Regions from separate parts of the Homo sapiens genome. Here region 1 is linked to region 2. A link is a contact called in ENCODE Hi-C or POLR2A ChIA-PET data. All regions are on one chromosome and are shown on one strand. Each heading gives the region's core, a stretch centred on a gene start or an enhancer-like site at or near the end of the contact. The rest is flanking DNA. Distances are from core to core; before and after follow the strand shown.

Region 1 (5,633 bases), core at 1,345-3,844, 180 kb after region 2:
AAAGAAACTTGTTTGGTGAATATGTCAAGAGCATGCCTTCATGTTGGTTGCTGTGAAGTTGCAATATTCTTTCTACACAGTATTTTGCAGACTCCCCTATATAAATCAGTAACCACCACCTCCATACCACACACTCTCTGTCTCCCTTATCATGCCTTATTTTTTTCTCCATTGCATGTCTAATCATCTGACATATGACATATTTACTTGTTTGTTTTTTATCTGGCTTCTCTCACTAGAACATAAGCCCCACGAGAGCAAACATTTTCCATTTGCTTCCTGCCTTAGTGCTAGCACATTGGGGAATAAATGGATAGTTTCATTCTGAGGATGGAATGATTCAGTCTGTCTACAGCAGTGTATTAGTTTCTTAGGGTTGCCATAATAAAGCACCACTAACTGGGTGGCTTAAACAGCAGAAATGGATTGTCTCACAGTTCTAGAGGCCAGAAGTCCAAGGTGTCAACAAGACTGATTCCTTCTGAGGGCTGTGAGGGAGAATCTTCCACACATCTCTTCTAGCTTCTGGTGGTTTGCCGGCAATCTTTTGTGCTCTGGATTTGCAGACACATCACCCCAATCTCTGCCTTCATCTTTACTTGGCACTATCCCTGTGTGTTTGTCTGTCTCTATGTCCAAATTTCCTCTTTTTTTAAGAAGACAATTATATTGGATTAAAGCCAGTCCTAATGACATCATTTTAACTTGATCATCCATAAAGACCTGCTATGGTTTGGATATTGCTTGTCCCCATGTAGAAATTTGATCCCCAATATGGTGGTGTTGGGAGGTGGGACTTAGCGGCAGGTGTTTGGGTAAGGAGGGTCAGATCCCTCATGAATGAATGGCGTGGTGCCATTCTTGAGGTAGTCAGTAAGTTCTCACACTCTTGAGACTGGATTAGTTCTCTGTAGAATGAATTCATTCCCACAGGAGTAGCTTGTTAAAAAGAGTTTGGTTTCCCCAGTTTTTCTCTCTTGCTCCCTTTCTTGCCATGTAACCTCTTTGCATGCGCCTACCCTTCTGCTTTCCACCATGAGTGGAAGCAGCACAAAACCCCTAACCAGTAGCAGAGCAGATGCCAGTGCTTTGCCCCTTGAACTTCCCAGCCTATAGAACTGTGAGCTAAAGAAATCTATTTTCTTTATAAACCACTCAGTCTTAGGTATTCTGTTATAGCAATACAAACAGACTAAGACAATCCTATTTCCAAATAAAGCCACAGCCCCTGGGAATCAGGACTTCAACATTTTGGGGGTGTACACAATTCAACCCATAGCAAGCAGATAGCACAGTGCCTGGCACTCTGTTGGCACTCAACTATTAGCTCTTCTCATTTGTTCATGCAATGGGATCATTATCTCACAGAGAAAATTAATTGGGTCTGGCATGACAGGTTCTCGCAAGTCACTATGACATAAACTTACTCTGAGGAGACATTAACCAAATTTGCTACCCATCTCATGCCTTTGACTCTGAATAACAACCAACAGGGAGGAGGAGCCACAATGAAATCAAAGTCTTCGCAATCATTGCATTCTTACCCATTATTTTATAGCCAAGAAAGAAGAGCTCAAAAGGTAATTACTTATCCAAGGTTAAAGCAAAAGCAGAACTAGAACCTCGGCTTTCTCACTCCTGGATCCTTTCTTCCTTTATATAAATCTATCTATATATATTTAAAATTATCATGATGGACACATTTTAAAATGGGCTGATTATAGAAATAGGTAGTTCATAGATTAGTCTGAATGATTAACACCAAATAGAAAAAAAAATAACTAGAAAAATAAATCTCCAAATCAAGAACCAAAAGAAAAATAAATAAATAAATTGAGATATTTTTGGCCAAAATAAACTACTGCATTTCATCAAATCTAAGATTCCATCTATTATAAGACACACCATTATTTTAGCTACCAAAAAAGAAAAAACAGTACTACTGATCAATGCATGGCCTATATCTATGATAAGAAAGAATTTGCCTCCCAAATTTTGAGGTGTTAAAGTATGAAAATGTATGAGTCTCAAAAGCTACAAAACACGGTAAAATTACTCCTTAGAAATTGGGCCAAATCTTTCATTTATATAAAGCGTCTTTCCCAGACTGGCTAATGATAATGCTGCTGATAGAAGAACAGGTAAAACAGATTTTGAAACACACAGCTATATTAATCAAGACCCCCCCTTAAGCAATTGAAGACAGTCAGATATTCTCCTAATGTTTCTACCAAACCAAACATGTGTTTTGTACCTCCAGGGACAAGAAGAAACCAGCAGGAGAGAACATTTGGATCAAAGAGATGAGAGTGGAGAAGAGAGGAACACAGAGTGATTCTCTGCCAAAGCAAACATATATAGGCAGAGGGAAGTGAGGGAATGACATTTCCTTAGTAGATTCTCTAAAGTAAAAATACAAAGAATTCATCTGGAGCTGAAACAACAGCTGTAGGGTCTTGATGAGCCCCATGTGAGGGCGAGGAACCTGTGAAGTTTGCTTTCACTGTCTCTATCCTGGCAGAAGACCAGAGCTGCCTCTGGCTGGTATTTACAAAGAACTGGTGAGGAGCCAGCTGGCTGCTGGAGGCATGTTTCCGTATCATTCCTCACATGCAAAATGCTCTGCAGCTGGAAAAGAGTCACAATGGCTGCAGCCAATCAAGCCTAGGCAATATGTCCAGCCTTTCCTCCCTTTGTCCCCTCAACCCCTTCCTCAAGAGAACACAATTGGCAAAAATCCAGCAGTGTCCAATGAGGAAGGGACTGAGGAGGCCATGGGAGGATGGTTAAGCTAGCAGAGACAACTTGCTGTGATTGTCATTCACTAAATATTTACTCAACATCTACTATGTTCTGGGTCCTTGGGATACTGATAAACAAGACAGCATGTATATTCTGGTATTTTTGATTTGGAAAAATTTTGTGCCCTTGGCTCTTCACATCAACTTCCAGTGGTGAGGGAAGGAAATTGCCACTGCTTGTCCCTTTGTTCAGTCTCTTCAACGGGTTCACATTCTCCCACCTGCTCTCAGGAACAGCCATGGGAATACTGGCTCGGCAAGGCAACTCAGGAAATCTAACAGCCCTGCTAAGCGAAGAATTTAGTATTTCATCATAAACTTGAAAAATCTAGGAGTGCCTCATAGGAGAAAAAGGAAGGAGGAAAGAGGGACGTGATTGAGATTAACAAGAAACAGTATGGCCTCAGCCTCCAACCATGTGCTGAATAAGTTAGTGCAATTATCTTGGGAGGGTAAACACTGATGGCCATTCAAGCTGACAGTGGGAGCCGGACAGTTGACATTTACAACAATGCTCAATGCAAATCAAGGCACTTGCCCCAGAAATGGAATTTCATAGATTTATTCTTTGAAAGGCCATTTCTTTCACTAGTCTGGGTCAGCAGTTAAGCTGAAAGAGAAATATTTCTATCATTTGGCAAATTTTTTTCCAAAGCATCTAGTTGATTAGGCAAGAGAGGCCTTTAAAAAGTCTGATTTCTTGTGTGGTTGTCAGGCAAACAGAATGAGAAAATATCAAACAGCAATCCCATTTCCAGAAATGATTAAAACAAATATTTCCTCTGAAGTCCCTGGTGCTCTGCGTGGTGATGGGGGACCTCACAGCCCAGGTGTTCTGGAGCCGTTCCAGCCCTGCAAATATCATTTTAACATGCTCCCATAACTCTCAAGTCTTCACCTTGAATAAGCTAAACTTTCCATGCCCCTGCTGCCTGCTGTTCCACAGAAATTGATTAAAACCCAGAGCTGTCATTCACAAGTTGGGTGACCTTGAAAAGTCAGAAAGCCTCAAGCAAAGCCTCAGCACTTTGTAACTGCTGTTCCCTTCACCTATATAGTGGTGACCCCCACAACCATCTGCTACTCTCAGATGCATGAACCTATTTATTTGCCTCACAGCACTCAAAATAATACTTGAAATTATCTCACTATGGGTTTGCTTATTTATCACAGTCAGCTTCCTGAGCACAGAGACAATACCTGCTTTATGTATCTCTGAATCCTTGGCGCTTAAAATGATTCCTAGCACCTAGTAGATGCTCAATAAATATCTGTTAAATAAATAAAAATCATTCCAATTATTTGAGCCAAAGTTTTATGATAATAATAATAAAAGTTAACACCTATCTGGTAGGGTTGTTTTAAAGATCAGGTGAGATCATGTTAACAAAAGCAGAGCCCAACACATTAACAGGTACTCAAGATATATTAATTTAAATACACACACACACACACACACACACACACACACACACACAGAGTCATGTGCTGCATAACAATGTTTTGGTCAGTGACAGACTACATATATGGCAGTGGTCCCGTAAGATTTAATGGGCCATGCACAGTGGGTCATTCTTGTAATCCCAACACTTTGGGAGGCTGAGGCAAGAGGATTCCTTGAGGCCAGGAATTCCAGACCAGCCTGGGCAACATAGCAAGACCCTGTTTCTACAAAAAATTAAAAAATTATCCAGGTGTGGTGGCACATGCCTGTAGTCCTATCTACTCAGGAGGCTAAGGCAGGATCGCTTGAGCCCAGGAATTCAAAGTTAAAATGAGCTATGATTGTGTACTGCACTCCAGCCTGGGCAAGAGATTGAGAGCCTGTCTCAAATTAAAAATTTTAAAAATAAAAATAAAGATTATAATGGAGTTGAAAATTTTCTATTGCCTAGTGATATCACAGCACAACTTATTATTCATGTGTTTGTGATGATGCTGCTATAAACAAACCTATTGCACTGCCAGTTGTATAAAACTATACCACATATAGCTGGGCATGGTGGCTCACACCTTCAATCTCAGCATTTTGGGAGGTTGGGGCAGGCAGATCACTTGAGGTCAGGAGTTTGAGACCAGCCTGGCCAACATGGTGAAACCCTGTCTCTACTAAAAATGCAAAAATTAGCCAGACGTGGTGGCAGGTGCCTTAATCCCAGCTACTCGGGAGGCTAAGGCAAGAGAATCACTTGAACCCAGAAGGCAGAGGTCACAGTGAGCCAAGATCACACCGCTGCACTCTAGCCTGGATGACAGAGCAAGACTCCATCTCAAAAAAAAAAAGTATACCACATACAATTATGTACAGTACATAATACTGATAAAGATAATAAATGACTATATGTTAATGGTTACTTTAGAGTATACTCCTACTTATTTAAAGAAAAAGTTAACTGTAAAACATCCTAAGGCAGGTCCTTTAGGAGGTATTATATTTCAGAAGCAGGCATTGTTATCATAGGACATAACAGCTCCATGTGTGTTATTGCCCATGAAGACCTCCCAGTGGGACAAGATGTGGAGGTTGGAAGACAATGATACTGATGATCCTGACCCTGTGTGGGCCTAGGCTAATGTGTGTTTGTGTCTTCTTTTTTAACATAAAAGTTTAAAAAGTAAAAATAAATTTTAAAAAGCTTATAGAATAAGAATATAAGGAAAGAAAATATCTTTGTACAGCTGTACAAGGTGTTTGTGTTTTAAGTGTTATTTCAAGAGTTAAAAGGTTTTTAAAAATTTTTTAAGTTTATGAAGTAAAAAAGTTACAGTAAGCTAAGGTTAATTATTATTAAAGAAAGAAAATATTTGTATAAATTTAGTGTAGCCTAAGCG
Region 2 (5,490 bases), core at 2,973-5,472:
AAGGATCTGTGTGCTAAAATCTCCTTCTGCGTTGGTGTTATATTATGCTGCCTCCTTTTCTTGGCATTATTCACTGTTGTGTCCATAGGGCTGTATGCAGGAAAAGGCAAGTACACTTTACTTAGAGGGCATCTTCTGCCTGCATTTTTGCAGACTTGGGGAGGCTATGCCAAGTCCACATGCTGTAGAACAAACCACAGGACTCTGTTAACCACCTCTGTAGTTTTCCTTTTACAATTCTGAATTCTGGACTTAGGAAGTAGTCTTTGATAAAGGAGGGCTCTAACTGAGCAAATAGAATGAGAAAATGCAAATCTAGGATCTCCCCATGGACAGAATGGCTAAGGTTACAAGGAACAGGAATCCCCAGCACAACCTTCATTATTAATCTGCCCCAGCTTATAAAATGCCCTTTTCCCCACTCACAATAATCATTTCCTTCAGCTCATGCTCCACTACCGACAACACACCTGTGATTGCAAATCTATAATAACAGAGTGTAAATTTCCCTGGGGTATCTCAAGGTATTCATCTGTTGGCAAAACTGTGCTCTCCTCTGAGACTGTTGTATGTACACAGATATTTCTGCTCACATGAATTACAGCATTTTCCATCTGGAAAAGGCCTTGAAGATAAGCTAGGGAAGCTTCTTGTTAATAGATATAGAAACAGGCTCGGAAAGGCAAACTAACCCCAGGTTACAGAGCCAGTTAGGGATAAAACCTGAACTTCAGTTCACATCCTTTAGCCAAACTAGGATTGCCTTGATCACTGATACTTTGTCAACAAAGCATTTTTTTAAATAGATTTAATGTTTTAAAGGCAGTTTTAGGTCCACAGCAATATCGAGGAGAAGGTACGGAAATTTCCCATATACTCCGGCCCCTACACAGCCCCTCAGTCCTTTTAAGTGCTTAGTAACTCTGGGCCAGTTCATGAAGGTTAAACCAAGTTAATACCCCTTCCCTGTCTACCTGTCAGATATTTTTACAGGATTAGATACCAGACAGGAGATGATATCCTATCAGGGTCACATTAGGAAGGACTTCAGAAATGGCCCATTCTCCTGCAACCAAAACTTACTTGTTTACTTCTCCCTCAGCTACTAATCCTATTTTCTCCTTCTTGGGAATAAATCATGTCTCCCATTGGCAATATTAAGTTTCCTTCCTAAATTCTGGAATTTCTCCACCTCTACTTTCCTGGGATCTGCCGTACACAGTCTCTTTTAGTGCATAGAAAACCTACTGATTATTTTGAAACAGTCCATGTCTTTTTCTTAATATTTATCATTAGTTTTCTCACACAAAAGCATAGGTTACTTCGGGGTTCTTATTAATCTGTAGTTGTATTTCATCAGTCTCCTACAAACAGATGACAAAAATGTCCACACTATTCAGTAAGTTGAACATTTTCATTGCGCCCCATTGTCCCAGCAACGAAAGCACATGTTCAGGATGAGTCATCCATTTCCTGCCAAGAACAATTGGCAAGCATACTGTGGCTTCCTTTAGTTTGTCACTTCTTTGTCTCAGCCATTTAATTTTTAAATCTTGAATCACGGTGTATGATTTTAATCAAATCTGTAATTATTATAAGCAAATAACTTCTTTAGTTTAAAGACAGAGGTTACATGTGAAACGTATATATAAGCAATTCAGGAATTTAGCATTGCCAAGTAATGATATGTGGCTTAGCCCTGCTTGTTTTTCAAGAAGCATCAGCATGGTTTGTGGTATTTCCTCACTGCCTAACTTAAGATGGGGCATCTTAAACATTATTTTGATGTTATATCCCTCCAAAACTTTGCAATGTTAGCTAGTTTAGTTTTGATGGATGGAAAAGTCAAAACAGCAAGTCTAAGGTCATGAGGCGTCAATGAGAGAACAAAGAGTATAATCTATGTGAAGGGCAACTAGCAAGAGACCCAAAATCTAACAACAAGCAGATCTTGACACCTCTCATGATAGATCCTTAAATTGTCACCACAGTGTTCCCTACTTAACCCAGTTTCACCTTCATTAATTCCCATGCCCCTTTCCCTAAGTTTTCTCAGACATCAAGCAGAGCCTTCCATCTCACCCGGCCTCTCAAGAACTTCACTCTCAGCATCTGCCAGAGTCTACCTTCCTCACTTCTACCCTCCATTCCCAAAGAGCAAGAAGGTGGATATGTGCCAGAAAAAGGCTAGAGATCCTTTACCTCAGTCTTTTAATTTTTAATCATTGGAAAGAGAAGGAATGAGTTACAGGAGAAAGAATAATGGATTTGGTGTCAGAAACCAAGATGAAGTCTGATTCTGCCACTAATCACTCTGTGACTTTGAACCACTCACCAAAATGGATTAATCTCATAAAACTTCGATATCCTCATCAGTAAAGCAAAATAGCACACTTGTTTACTGTGAGGTGCAAAATTCGTCAAATGCCTTTATAAACCACATGGTGCCCTGTGAATGTAAATAGTATGATGTGGATTCCTCTAGCACTGATGGCGAAGTGGCACTGAAAGGGCTTCTTAGGCTTCATAAACGCCTACACAAAAACCGGTCTTTATGCCCTCACTTTTCCCTAGAAGTCTTCATTAAGAGAAAGGTGAAAGAACCCGGTATACGTGGGCTAAATAAAAGAAATTTATTGGAAAATTTCTTTCTACTCTGTAATATATATATTTTATTTTAAGATAAATAGTTTAAATGTCCTGTTAAATAAAACTGATGCTTTGGGAAGCTGTGATATGTTTACCGCATGGCTTTTTGTGCCCCTGGAACTGCGCCCCATGGTATCCTGGGTTGTAGACCTCTCCTTTCCCCATATGTGTTTCCATAGGAAGCTCTCAAAAGCTGTATTATAATCATCTGATTACTGGTCAGCCTCTTCCTGACAGGCACTTTGCTTTACATCTTGTTTCTTCCTAGAGCCTAGCATAGTGCATGGTATATTTTAAGCATCCTATAAATATTTGCTAAAAATAATAAATGAATTAACTTTCTCTTTTCTTTTTTTTTGAGATGGAGTCTCGCTCTGTCCCCCAGGCTGGAGGGCCGTGACATAATCTAGGCTCACTGTAACCTTCACGTCCTGGGTTCAAGCAATTCTCTGCCTCAGCCTCCTGAGTAGCTGGGATCACAGGCGCCCGCCACCACGCCCGGTTAATTTTTTTGTATTTTTAGTAGAAATGCGGTTTCACTATCTTGGCTAGGCTGGTCTTGAACTCCTGACCTCGTGATCCGCCTCGGCCTCCCAAAGTGCTGGGATTACATTTTTTGGGAGTAACTGATAAATAATGCCCTAATTACTATTGACTTCCACTGATAAAAACTGAAAAGGCAAAGTGAGAGACTGAAGAGTTAAATGGCTGGGCCAAAATTCTAAGTCCAATGCTGGCTTTGAGCTCTTCCATCCAGTGCCCAGACACCTTTCCCTGATCCTAAAGAGCCTGCCTCTCAGCATAAATATTCACTTTATCACTGGTATGCCTGTCTTAATGTATAAACACTATTGATGGTTTACTCTGTGCATTTAATTCCTATAGTCCGCAATTATAAATATAAGAGACTTTGTTCCAGTTTTTGTTCTACATTCCACAGTGTCTGTGTCACACACGAATTTCCCTTTGAAACCAATGAGCATTCTATGCCAGAAGATATCCTGGGGATGGAGGAGGAAGGGAGGGAGGGGAGAGAGAGAGAGAATCAGAGTCACCATCTGTTGACAATACTCTTGTGCAGAGCCAGTTTTGAAGGTTAATGACATGTCACGCATCCTCCAGCGTCTGGTAACAAAAATAGGCTGCTCTCCCAGAATTCGTTAGGGAGTTGTGGCCCCATGGAAGATGTAACTTGTCAGCCAGCACTCCAGTAGGGTCCAGGAAGACAATTTCTGCCAAAAGCTGGATGAAATTTAATGGAGATCCAGGAAAAACAACTTTTACTAAAATTCAAATGTGGAAGTGATCATTTTTCCCTGAGGCCAGTAAAAAGGCTATAAATTATTGACTTTCCAAAATGACCCTGCGTAATGTTTATAAGGAACTCTTGCATTTCATCGCAATTCTTCAATATACATCTACTCCTTTCTCTATTTCTTTTCAGAAAAATTAAGATTGTAAGCTTGTAATGCAAACAGGTCCAAGGGTTCACCAAGGATCTGCCCATGGTTTTTTTAGATGGTTAAATTTTTGGCAGTGCAGCTGATCCACGGCAAATCTGGGTCTCAGCTTTATTGACAGCCTACTGTTTAATGACTCACTTTGCTGTCTCATCAAGAATGCACCCAGTGGAAAGGCTACACCTTCTCAAGTGTAATTGCATGCTTTCTCCACATCTCTTCTGGGCTCTCTTTAATTTTCAAAGCCCCACTGAGCAACCTTTAAAAATCTGAGCCCTTTCCCACCTGGTGCTCGATGCTTTAAGAGGAGGTGACTCTGACTGTTTTTCTGTTAACCTAAGAACAAACTGTCTTGTCCCAGCATGGAGTAGAGTGGCTTGAACAAGGACGTGTAAAAAGAAACAGAGCAAGGAAACTGAAATACTTCCAAGCTCTTCTGCATTCTGTCTTTATAGCATGACATCATTAATATTGTTTGAAGTAAAGTTTTTGGACTATAGCTCTGCCTAACTTCAAATATAAATGTAAATTACAAACAAAAAACTAAATGAGTGTTTGATTACTTGCCAGCTTGGAGTATCCAATCCTCTCTTATTCAAGAGCAGAATTAAAAATAAAAGTTTGGTGGTATGAGGTGCTAAAATGATCACTCATATAGAAGTCAGGAAATTTGGGCCATTTTCAGGTTCTTCTTGGGTGACTTTGTATAAATCACTAACTTCTGTGGGCCTCAAATTCTCCAGCCCTGAAGTTAAATTCAATTTAAAAGTACATTTTTAGCCACTAAAAATATTTGTCTAGATCAGCACTGTCCAATAGAACCTTGGCCAATGAAGGAAATGTTCTATATCTGCACTATCCAATATGGTAGCCCTAGCCATATTGAGCACTATTGCATGTGTAAATGTAAGTACTACGACTGAAGAACTGGATTTTTACTTTTATTTAATTTTAATCAATTTAAATTTAAAACAAACATGTACCTAGTGGCTACTATATTGGACAATGCAAGTTTAATTATTTCTAAGGCTCCTTATTAAAGGTTATGTTTTGATGATTACTTTTTTTTTTTTTTTTTAAATATGGAGTCTGGCTCTATCACCCAGGCTGGAATGCAATGGCATGATCACTCACTGCAACCTCTGCTTCCCAGTTTCAAGTGATTCTCTTGCCTCAGCCTCCCAAGTAGCTGCAATTATAGGCGTGTACCATCACACCTGGCTAATTTTTGTATTTTTAGTAGAGACGGGGTTTTACCATATTGGCCAGGCTGGTCTTGAACTCCTGACCTCAAGTGATCCTCCCTCCTCAGCCTCCCAAAGTGCTGGGATTACAGGCGTGAATCACTGTGCCCAGCCTATGTTTTGATGATTTCTCAACC

The links. A loop is a pair of places that touch in the nucleus more often than their neighbours do. ChIA-PET counts read pairs that join two places held with the same protein, here RNA polymerase II (POLR2A). Pooled maps may share reads with other maps.
Region 1: a map of left cardiac atrium shows a loop between it and region 2 (2.0-fold over the local background). The contact joins two enhancer-like sites. A Hi-C loop is called at or near these places in 2 of 168 maps with a recorded cell type or tissue (PC-9 and left cardiac atrium) and 9 of 50 pooled maps. POLR2A ChIA-PET finds 5 or more read pairs at or near these places in 1 of 52 experiments (Caco-2).

What each region holds. Positions count from the first base shown.
Region 1 is chr12:75,906,717-75,912,349 of GRCh38, forward strand. No RefSeq gene overlaps it. Among named protein-coding and RNA genes, the nearest start is that of PHLDA1-AS1, 120 kb to the right of the region's middle. Within about 2 kb of position 2,595, at least 17 of the 41 ENCODE cell types and tissues checked have a DNase peak (open chromatin) inside an H3K27ac peak, as active enhancers do.
Region 2 is chr12:75,721,394-75,726,883 of GRCh38, forward strand. The region is part of intron 1 of LOC105369844 (a long non-coding RNA gene); the gene reads right to left. Among named protein-coding and RNA genes, the nearest start is that of KRR1, 210 kb to the left of the region's middle. Within about 2 kb of position 4,223, at least 11 of the 41 ENCODE cell types and tissues checked have a DNase peak (open chromatin) inside an H3K27ac peak, as active enhancers do.